Regions from separate parts of the Homo sapiens genome. Here region 2 is linked to region 1. Evidence: chromatin loops called from intact Hi-C (ENCODE). Cell type or tissue: body of pancreas. All regions are shown on one strand. Each heading gives the region's core, and the rest is flanking DNA. Links, peaks and the distances in the headings are about the cores only.

What was found. Peaks named below come from ENCODE experiments on the same cell type or tissue, not always from the same donor. Only the 100,000 strongest peaks of a DNase experiment are listed, where the experiment ranks them.
Region 2: a loop joins it to region 1, with 3 times the contacts of the local background. A loop is called at or near these places in 1 of 110 quality-filtered maps.

What each region holds. Positions count from the first base shown.
Region 1 is chr16:79,064,353-79,069,731 of GRCh38, reverse strand. All of the region lies in intron 8 of WWOX (WW domain containing oxidoreductase), which reads right to left. Among named protein-coding and RNA genes, the nearest start is that of MAF, 530 kb to the left of the region's middle. In body of pancreas, for the core only: no CTCF peak of the experiment used is centred there; a DNase peak (open chromatin) is centred at 2,991.
Region 2 is chr16:79,002,562-79,007,940 of GRCh38, reverse strand. All of the region lies in intron 8 of WWOX (WW domain containing oxidoreductase), which reads right to left. Among named protein-coding and RNA genes, the nearest start is that of WWOX-AS2, 510 kb to the right of the region's middle. In body of pancreas, for the core only: no CTCF peak of the experiment used is centred there; no DNase peak of the experiment used is centred there.

The sequences.
Region 1 (5,379 bases), core at 286-5,285:
CTATGGTGACCACACACTGCCTCATTTAATTGACTGCTACTTTCTATTTGCACACTGACATTTAGATGTTTTCTTTATTTTTTTTCAGTCCAGAAACCCACTTACTTCAATAATGGTTGATAACAGCATACTTTCCACTAGCACTGTTTATTAGCTTTAAAAAAAAAAAAAAACCTACCAATAAAGATTCTTTTTTATGTGACCCTTTTCCTGCCAATAGGTTGTGATAAATAAGTCGGTTCTTAGTTCCTAAGTTTACGTAAATGACTACAGTAACGTGTGAACAAGACAGAGATGTAAAGGTCTTTAAACCACAGTTTAACAAAAAGGTCCTGTCTGTCAATGAAATAAAGCTGTTTTGAATTTGTTCCCAATCACTGGGCTCTTTTGCTGGAAGCTCATGTTGGCTTGGTGGTGATTAATGCGAAGCCACACGGCCTTCGCTGAGTGCGTAAGAGAACTGGCAACTCTAAACAGCATTAATCGTACTCACAACTACTTGCTACATGCTGAAGTTTTCTTTATTTTCCACCATTCCAGGTCAAGAGGATACCCAGGTGCATTTACCTTCGCCAAGCGCAGCGCAGGGCCCACCTTTCCCCGAAGTGAGATGTCACACGTGGGGAGTTCCGGCACTTTCTTTCCAGGTAGTTCATCTGCTCTGCGCTTTACTGATCAAATGACTCTACCAAGTCAAGTCGGAAACTTAGACATAACTACTTCTCAGGTGCACACCAAGATAGATGCATATCTTACGCCTGTGCGTAAGACAACTGTGAAATGTTTGGCTGGGAATCGGTTAAGCGTGGGCATCAGACCCAAGGAACCACTTTCGGCATTCATTCCCTACCTCCTCTCTCGCTTTCTTTATTATTATTATTATTATTATTATTATTATTATTATTATTATTGGGTTTTTTTGAGACAAGTTCTGGCTCTATAGCTCAGGCTGCAGGGCAGTGGTGAGGTCATATCTCACTGCAGCCTTGGCCTCCTGGGCTCGAGCCATCCTCCCACCTCAGCCTCCTGAGTGGCTGGGAGCACAGGCATGCACCCCCACGCCTGGCTAATTTTTTTTTTTGTTGTTGTTGTTTGTAGAGATGGGGGTCTCACCATGTTGCCCAGGTCTCGAACTCCTAGGCTCAAGTGATCCTCCTGCTTCAGCCTCCCAAAGCGTTGAGATTACAGGCATGAGCCACCGTGACCAGCCACGTCTCTGTCTTGAGCTTCCTACACGTGCAGTGCTTTCTGAAAACCATGTGGCACGTGAACATATGATTGTGCATTCAGGAGGAAGGAGTGTGTCAGGCAGCACAGAGCTACTCTCAGGAACACGGGTTTAAGTCCTGACTGCACCTTACCACTGAACAACTCCTGCAAACACAGACACATAACACAATGGGACATAATTGTCCTCACCCCCAAGATGGTTACAGGCTTTACATGAGCTAGTTATGGGAAGTGCTTGACACAGTCATGGCATTCTTAGGCAGTTCATAAACATCATTAGTTACCGTTGCTACTATTTTTATAAGGATTACAGGGTCATTCACCCAATGCTCTCTCCTCAATCACTCTTACCAGATTCCACTAACATAAATGGTGTGTCCACAATGGGTTAGGGATCTTCCGGAGCCCCCCTCCCATCCCCTGTGCACTTGTACATGCAGCTAATAGCCCCAAAGACTGACCATGGCCAAGGCAAAGGCAGGAAGATCAATGAGAAAATCTGTGAGTTCTGCTTTTGTGCAGGCTTTTTTCTCAAAACTAATTATTTATTGGCTGATTTAGGTGCCTTGCCTGGATCACAGGCATTCCCAGGAGACGCCCTCTCAGGAGGCTAGCCTCTTTGGAAGGTTCCAGAAGGGAAGAGAAGGAAGGACTTTTCATTTGCAGATGACTCGCAACACTGTCAGCAGCACACTCATTCCATTCGAACCACAAAGTCCTCAGTAATACCCACTTCTGTGCATTTGCCAGGCACTACCATAGGCACAGCGAATACAGCTGCAGATGAGTTTACCTTCTTGCGGGAAAGACCAACCTGAAATGCACAAAAGCATAATATGCAGGTGGTGATAAGTGCCCCCCCCCGCCCCCCACCCCACCCACACGCACAAATTAAAAACCCAGGGCAGGCAGAGGATGAGCATGAAGTATTAGTACTATTCCATGTGGCAGTGGTCAGGGAAGGTCTCTAGTGAGGAGATGTCCGGGCAGACACTATAAAGGGTAAAGGGGTAGCCCTCACAGGAGCCGAGAAGAGCATCTCAGGTGGAGGGAAGCCCAAACGTGGAGTTTTCATAAAGTTTTTAAGAAAGGTCAAGGAGGTCAGGACAGCTGAAGCAGAGAGAGAGAAAGAGAGAGAGCGAGAGCAGACAACAGCCATTTTGATGTCAAGGGAGGAACAGGGACTCAAGTCATGCAGGACCTTGCAAAGGTTTTAGCTTTTACTCTGATTTTAGAAAACTTTGATCTGATGTGTTTTAAAGCAATCGTTCTCGATAGTGAATATCAGAATCACCAGAAGCAAAGACAGATCTCACCCAGAGCAAAGGGGATGGCCGGCCCTATGAAAGCTGGAGCCCCAGACAGGCCCTAGACAGGGCCTCCAAGGATTGCATCCAGCTATGCTCCTTTCAGGGAGACCTCACTAATAACCACCTTCTTATTCATTTCGCGGATGCTCCCTTCCAGAGCCGTCCTTCAACAGAGCACTTAACTGTGGCATGCAGAATGCCCTTTCAGAGATAGTTCATATCTCTGCCATCTCTGCCATCTCTGCCAACAAGCCAGTCCCATCTGCCAGTGTCTTCGACTGCAATGGTAGCTACCTTTTCAGCTGCTACTGTAGTCTGGAATGAAATCGAGGCAGCCAAGGCTTGAGAAAGTTAAACTGGAAAATGGTGACAAGCCACATTTGTATGGTACCTCGTTTGACCTGGACCATTGCCAGAGGGAAATTCTCCAAGGAGCAAAGTCCTTCTGGTAGAAGGCAGGTGGTCCCTTGAGGCGGCAGGCTCTCATGGCACAGAGCCTGAGAAATGCAAATTCGCCGATTGAATTAAGTGGGCACCTGAATGCTTGCTTAATCCGGCTCTATTGTTCAGTTCTGCTGGCCTTGCCAGCTGTAAAGAGGTGAGCTTTCAGAAATAAGGGGGAAAGAAATCCAATGAGGCTTCCTGGAAATTATTCCCTCCTTCCTTCCCTCCCTTCCTCCCTTCTTCCCTTCCCCCTTCCTTCCTTCTGTCCTTCTTTCCTTCCACAGATCCTATGTTGAGCTCAACTGTGAGCCTAATTGCGCACTTGATAATGATGTCAAAATGGTGACGAAGGCAGATTCCTTCCCAGCCCTGATGGAGTCTACTATGTCCCACTGGGTGACACAGATAATAAACAAGTACATGAGTAAAGCAGGTACTGCCTGTGCTCAGTGTGCGGGAGGAAGCAGGGCCTCATGACTGAGGATAACCAGAGGAGGTATGGAAGGTGGGCTTAAGGGAGGCCTCTCTGGAAGGAACGTCCCACGTGGAACAGTGGAGGGAGGGGAGTGATTTAGGAAGAGAGGACGGCAAACTCAAAGATTAGTAGATGAAAAGGTTCTTGGGCAGTGCACAAAAAGAAAAAGCAGGAGACAGGAGACAGGTGTGAAGGAGAAGCTGGAGGCTGCGATTATCAAAGGCTCCACAGATCATGATGAACAGACTGGATTTGGACTTTAATGTCCAAGGCAGTAGGGAAATGTTGGAAGGTGGTACAAAGAGGAGAGACATGAGCTAATGAAACTTTCTAAGGTATTCAAGAACAATGCCTGGGAGCAATGGTCATGAGAATGAAGCCACCTTTGTGAAATTGTGACCATAAGAGGAATATGACAGCATAGCTGACTCCATCTTGCTTCTAGCCCCACGGGCTGGCAGTCCTCACTCATCCCTGGGCATAGGGCAAAGTAACACTGGGAAGAATTTAGTTTATACTTTAATCTTAAAGCAAGAATGATAACAGCCTTTCCCGAAATGAAACCACCTTTGTAAAGCTCCTAAAAGGCCACAAGGTTAGGATTAGGAGAGGGGTCTGAATTCAGCTAAGATGTAGGCATAGGAGGTCACAAGATTTGGAACTTCCCCAATTATTCCTGTAGATAACATCACTATTGTAGAACCTAAGACTGGTTTTTTTGGAATGGTTTTCAGACTTTTGCATTTTGATGACCCACTGACCCCACCTAGGCCTGGGACTTGTGATTCAACTGGAACTGAGGCTGACCCAGTGCACGAGGACCATTTTCCACACTTCAATGATTTCATCCCCAACCAATCAGCATTTTCCATTCCCTAGCTCCCTTCCTGCTAAACTATCCTGGAAGAACACTAGCCTCCAAATTTTCGGGGAGGCTGATTTGGGTAATAATAAACTCCTGTCCTTTTGCTTGGCTGGACTTGTGTTAATTAAACTCTTTCTTTCCTGCCATAATGTCATCTCAGTGAACTGGGTTTTACCTGTGCAGCAGGCAAGAAGAACCCATTGAGCAATTATAAGAACTAAGGAAGCTTCCGAAGCCTTTGTTCACTCTATCAAGTTTTTACGGTTTATCTGCATTTCCCCATAGCGAAGAGAAACAAGAACACTAATAATAAGTAAGGTGGGAAGTGGAGAGTGAGTCCTAGAGACACACACAGGCATACACGTAAGTGCTTCCCTAAACAACCGACGAACTCCCAGCAACCCATTCACCCTTCGCACACACACAGGTGCTCAGGGGCATCCATGCTCCATCTCTATAAACACAGATTCCTGGCGCCATTTGCACTGGCCATCAGAACGTCCGTTATAAACTGAGTATCCTCCCAGCACATTCTTGTCTCTCTTCCAACACAACATTAGAATGCCATTCCAGGGCAGATAATTCATAAATAAGTTAAGCTTATTTGCATCCTTCCTCACACCCAGTGCTGTGAATGCCTTAAGCGTCTCCTGACCCACACACATGGAATAGTAGCCCATGAATTGTACACTCCTCCCTCAGGGCTGACTCTCTACTGTCACCATCTCTCATTTAATCCTTGCAGGAACACGAAGAGGTTGGCAGTGCCGGATGGACGGCTAAATAACTGCTTTGCTCCATGTCTTTCCAGGAAAACTATTTCCTGTGCTTGATAAGCCACATGAGAATCCGCAGAAACAGCTCCTGAAGATGCTCCAGGTGTCTCCACATCTGCGTTCCTAGACACGCCTCAAATCCCTCAACAAACGTGATGATGACGACGCATGGGTTCTGCAGGTGCTGAGTCAGCACTTTTCACGCATTATCTCATTTAATCTTCAAAATAACCTTTAGGTCTAGATATTATTCCTACTTTTACAGATAAGGAAACTGAA
Region 2 (5,379 bases), core at 153-5,152, 62 kb after region 1:
GCTAACACAATGAAAGTAACTACCTCCCAAGGTTGTTATGAGGAATCATTTGCATGCACAGTGCTTTGTAAAGGGCTTGTGACACCATGAGTGACTAATAAAGGGCAGAGGTTATGATGATTACTTTCTCTACCATTATTAGTCAATGATAAATATTAAATAGCTTTGGTATCCGAGAAAGAGCTCTCCATTCACATCCTGGTTTTGCCGCTAAGCAGCTATATGATACCGGGTGAGTCACTTGATGAAATCTACTTCTTCATCTGATAACAGTGCTTTCCTTATAACTCTGCAGTGAGGTTTAAGGAGATAATAATTTTAAAGTGCTTAGCTTCTGCAAATTCCCTTTTGCCATATAAAGTAGCATGCCTATGTAGTGGGGATTCGGTTATGGATATTTTGGGTGCTCTTATCCAGCTTGCCCTACAAGGCCTTCATCATCTTTCTCCCGGATCCTTGCAACAGTTACTAACAATCCCCTGGCCTCATCTTCTCCAATACATCCTTTCGAAGGCAGCCTGAGTGATTTCTCTGAGTGTCTCAGGGCCACTGTGTTTGCCATTCCTTTTGCCTGGAACACCTTTCCAGTTCTTCACATCATGAGCCCTTTCCTCATGTTTTAGAGTTTCTCAGGGGCCCTCCCCTGATTACTCTATTTATGTAAGTCCCTCCCTTTGTTATTCTCCAGCAAAGAACCTTTTTTATTTCACCCACACAACTTACACTTACTGTAAAAACTTGACTTTCTCGTTGACTTCTTCAACGCCCTTCACCCTCACTGGAACATAAGTTTTGGAAGTGCAAGGATCTTGTCTGTGTCATTTGCTATTGTGACCTCTCTGCTTGGCATAGCGCCTGGCCTGTGACAAAGTGCCTGTGGAAGGCTGGATAATGGTCCCCTAGAGATACCCCCATCCCACTCACCAGAACCTGTGAATATGTTAGGTTACGCGACAAAGGGAAATGAAGATTGTGGGTGGAACTGACGTTGCTAATCAGCTGATCTTAAAAGAGGAAGATGATTCTGGGTCATCCAGTGGGTGCAAAACTATCACAAAGGTCCTTAAAGCGGAAGAGGGAATCTGAAGAGAGAGCCAGAAGGATGCCAGCATGAGAAAGACTCAGCCAGGTGCTGTTGGCTTTGAAGATGGAGGAAAGGGACCCTGAGTCCATGAAGATGGGCAACCTCTAAGAAACGGAAGACGCAAGGGTACAAGCTGCCCTCTAGGGCCTCCAGAAAAAGCCCAGCCCCACCTACACCTGGATCTTAGCCGAGTGAGACCTGTGTTGGACTCCTGCCTTATGGGACTGTCAGATAATACATTTAGGTTTTTAAGACGGTACATTTGTAATCATTGGTTACAGCAGCAATTGAAAACAAATACAGTGCCTCACAAATGTCTGTTGGATGGAAAATGGAAGGAAAAAAAAAAAGCGTAACTCAGATCAGGGGCTAAAAGCATTCAAGAAATTTTTGTTATCTACAGCTTAGAAACCGAAACTCTAACCTGGCACCTGATGCCCTTGTTAGGCTAACCCCATGCCCCTCCCCAGCCCTGTCTTCATCCTCTGCCGGTGCCATGCAGACACTCTAACCTGCTGAGGCCCCCGGGTCTCTGCACGGCTGTGTGTCCCTGGACTTCCCGCGCTTCACATCTTCTCCTCCATTCCCAGGACAGGTCTCCTCTTTGTGCAACTCATCAAATGCCACTTATCCTTAAAGACTGGGAAGTCTTTCCTGCCGCAGGCCAAACTTGTCACCCCATCTTCTGCTTTCTGTAGTTCAATCTCAGCGCTCATTGTCTTTGTTGCCAGCCACTGCCACCCTCACCCCACTGGACCAGGGACTTCCCTAGCGCAGTGACCATGCCTTGTTGATATGGGTTCACTCAGCGCTGAGCACCAGGCCTAGCACATAAGAGGTGACCGCAAATGGTTGCAGAGAGGGGACTAAACACCTGCCGCCTGTCCCCAGGAATGGCCAGTGGGTAACCAGAGTATGGATGGGTTTCTCCCAGGGACCAGGGCTGCCTTCTGTTCTCATGCAACTTCACCAAGGTTGAGTTTCTCTCTTGGCCTGAGCTATGTTCTACTGGTCACTCTGGAATCCATATATGGTGGCCTGAAAGGGTCCCTAAAATGCATGTCCACCCAGGGCCTCAGAATGTGACCTTATTTGGAAATAGGGTCTTTGCAGATGGACTTAGGTAAGATGTGATTACAGTGAATTAGGGTGGGCTCTAAATCCAAGGACTGGTGTCCTTATAAGAAGAACATTGAAGACATAGAGAGACATGGACAAGGAAGATGGTGGTGAGAAGACAGAGGCAGAGATGGCAATGAGGTGACAACATGCCCCAAACACCAAAGGTTGCCAGGAAATACCTACAGGCCGGGAAGAGGCAAAGAGGACGCCCCCATAGAGTTTTCAGAGAGAGGATGGCCTTGCCGAAACCTCGACTTGCAAATTTGAGCCTCCAAAACTGTGGGAAAATACAGTTCTGCTGACTGAAGCCACCTAGTACGTGGCACGCCTAAGAAACGAATGTGCTATGCCATCATCCTTGGCTACAGCTACCTCATTTCTGTGACTGTGCTTAGCCTGGGGAGTAAATGATTCTAGGAAACTGTGTGTTGCATCTCCTCCCAGGGGTCATCAAGGAACCTTGGACTTTGGCTGGAGATCGGCTCTTGGGAAACTTAGCTGTAGGTGGGTGGAGATGGCCTTACAAATCCTGAGGTCCACAGGCAAACATCAGGCCTGCATTCAAAGCACAAGGCAAGCAAAAGAGAAAGGCCAGACAGAAAGCCACATGGAGACTCAGTTTCCTCTTTCCTGGGGTACACTGAGGACTGACTGCATCCATGTGCCCAGTACAGGGGCTGATCCAAAAACAAGCACATTTGTGCTTTTTCCTCTTCCTTCCCTCTCCCTTCCCCTTTTTCATTTATTAAACTCAAGTGAAAAGAAAACAACAACTCCTCCTTTCTGAAACACAAGAGGGGAGCTCTAAATGCATAAAGGCCAGAATTAAGCTGTGAAATTAACCCCCCCAAAATTACAAATAATAAAATCTCACATAGGTGCACGGCCCCAGCAAGCTGAGGGAAAACCCAAGTGCCTGCTGTGCCTTTTTATTACTTGAGGTATATGGAGTCTCTAATTTAAGGCTAAATATAAAATAAAGCATACACAGCTGGACTTTCAAGTATTTTCAAAACACATTTAATACCTTCCCGTGAAACGCCCAGAATCTGAGCAGGCATCACTTCGCACCAGTATAAACAGGAGTTGGCGTGGACCGAACGTACGGGCTTCAAAAGCATATTTAAGAGGGTTGAACAGGAACCTGCAAGCCAGAGGCCTGAAGGGATCGCAATGCTGACCTGAGCTCACAGTCACACAGTGTCCTTTGCCACACCAGGGCTATAATAGAAACCAGCAAAGCTGGTTGACACGGCCAACACCAACAGGGTCTGCCTCTGACCGCAGCTTTGCCTGCCCCCCACGTACTTTTCGGCTCTGTTCCTCCACTCCAGGGCCAATGGAAAATGAGAAATATCCAAGTCCTCCTGGCAGCCATGAATGGATTCTCTGTTATCCCAGGAATTCTCTTTGGAGGAAGTAGCATTCACGGGTACTGGCTCGCCATGCGGTACTGCCAAGCGTTTTTATTCATTCCAGAATTCCCCGTGCAGCGCCTTCTATTGCTAGATGTGGTTCTGAAGGTGCACAGGGACTCAACAGGGACTAGATCAAACAAAACCAGTGGTCTTCTCTCTTGGAATTGCCTGATGTGGGTAGACGGATGATAAAGAGATAACAGACAAGTATGCAAACAAGATGATGGTCTACAGTATGCAGACAGTAACACCAGAGACTGGGAAGGCATGGTGTGTTGGCCAAGTGACACTTGCAGTAGACCTGAAGGATGAGAAGTACTCAGCATTGCAGAGTACAGGGAACTTTCTTGGCAAAGGGAAGGGCAAAGAGCAAAGGCCCCAGGACAGTGATAAAATCTGCCCATCAATTCGCTTCTCCTCTCATCGAGAGGTGGAGTCTGTGTCCCTTCCCCTTAATCCCAGTGAGCTCAGGACTATACAGTGGTGACTGCCTTCCCCAAAGATGCAGTGGAAGTGACACCCTCTGCCTTCTGAGACTAAGTCAGAAAAGGCCGTGCCACTTCTGCTGTGTAGCTGAAACAGCTGCCCTACAAGAATCCAATCACCCTGAGACCACGGTGCTGGAGCAGCCACGAGCTGAGACCAGCTGAGCCCTCCCTGCCCTGCTAACCTGACAAAGCCCTGGACATGTGACAAAAGCCATCCTAGACTCTCCAAGGCCAGCTCTCCTGCCAACTGGATTCCACTAAATGACCTCCATCAACAGCCACTGCAAGAGGAGACTCAACCAGCCAAACCCTATCCAGAGTCCTGACCCAGAAAATCATGAGATGTAATAAAACTGTTGTCGTTTTACGCCAGTAAATTGAGGGGTACACCTTGTTACTCAGCAATAGATAAGCGGAAGAGGCCTCACGGTGATAATGGGAGGATGAAATGAAACCATATATGTTCTGTTCCCGGTATACAGCAGGATCTCAGCAAATGTTAGATCACGTCCCCGTTCCTCCCATTCCTTGTGACAATAGACTTTGATTGCCTTTCAGTTTCATTGCCTATTTTTATACTATGCTGCATTAAATCATAAATTACAAGCAGCTTATCCATGTCTGATTCTCACTAAGCACTTAGTTTTATTGGGCTCTCAAAGTTAGAGAATGACAAACATGTAAATTGGAGAGGCTTATCTCTGCTCACTGCAAAAGAGGGTTCTGGAAGGAGGTTTTTCAGGGGGAAGAGTGGGGTCTGAATTGTCTTGCTCCTGAAATGTGCTGTGAGGCCCTGTGGCTGGCATGCATTGGCGAGCTGGGTGCATTCACCAGGAAGTTTTTAAATGATTTTCTGAGCGATATCATTTTTCTTTCCTAAACAGCATAGATTTTTGAGCTCTAATGCATTTCTGCATTACGGAGTACAGGCAGTCTCCCTTGACATGTTTCATCATGGAGTTATTTTCCAAATCAGCATCTCGAAGAGGTAGTATAACTTAGTGATTATGAGCATGGGTTTTGGATCCAGACAGGCCTTGGTGTGAACCCTGTCTTTTCCCCTTATAGACAGGGAGAACCCGGGTGAAAACTAAGTGTCAGTTTTCACCTCTGTGAAATGGGAATAGGCACAGTCCCTCTGTCCCAGTTTGCTTGTGAAGATTAAATCAGATCACACAAGTGAAGCACTTAATAAAGGGCCTCATGCAAAGTCAGAGCTCAAAATAACTGATCTGCTGTAATCATCATCATCACTTTAGTTCTGCTA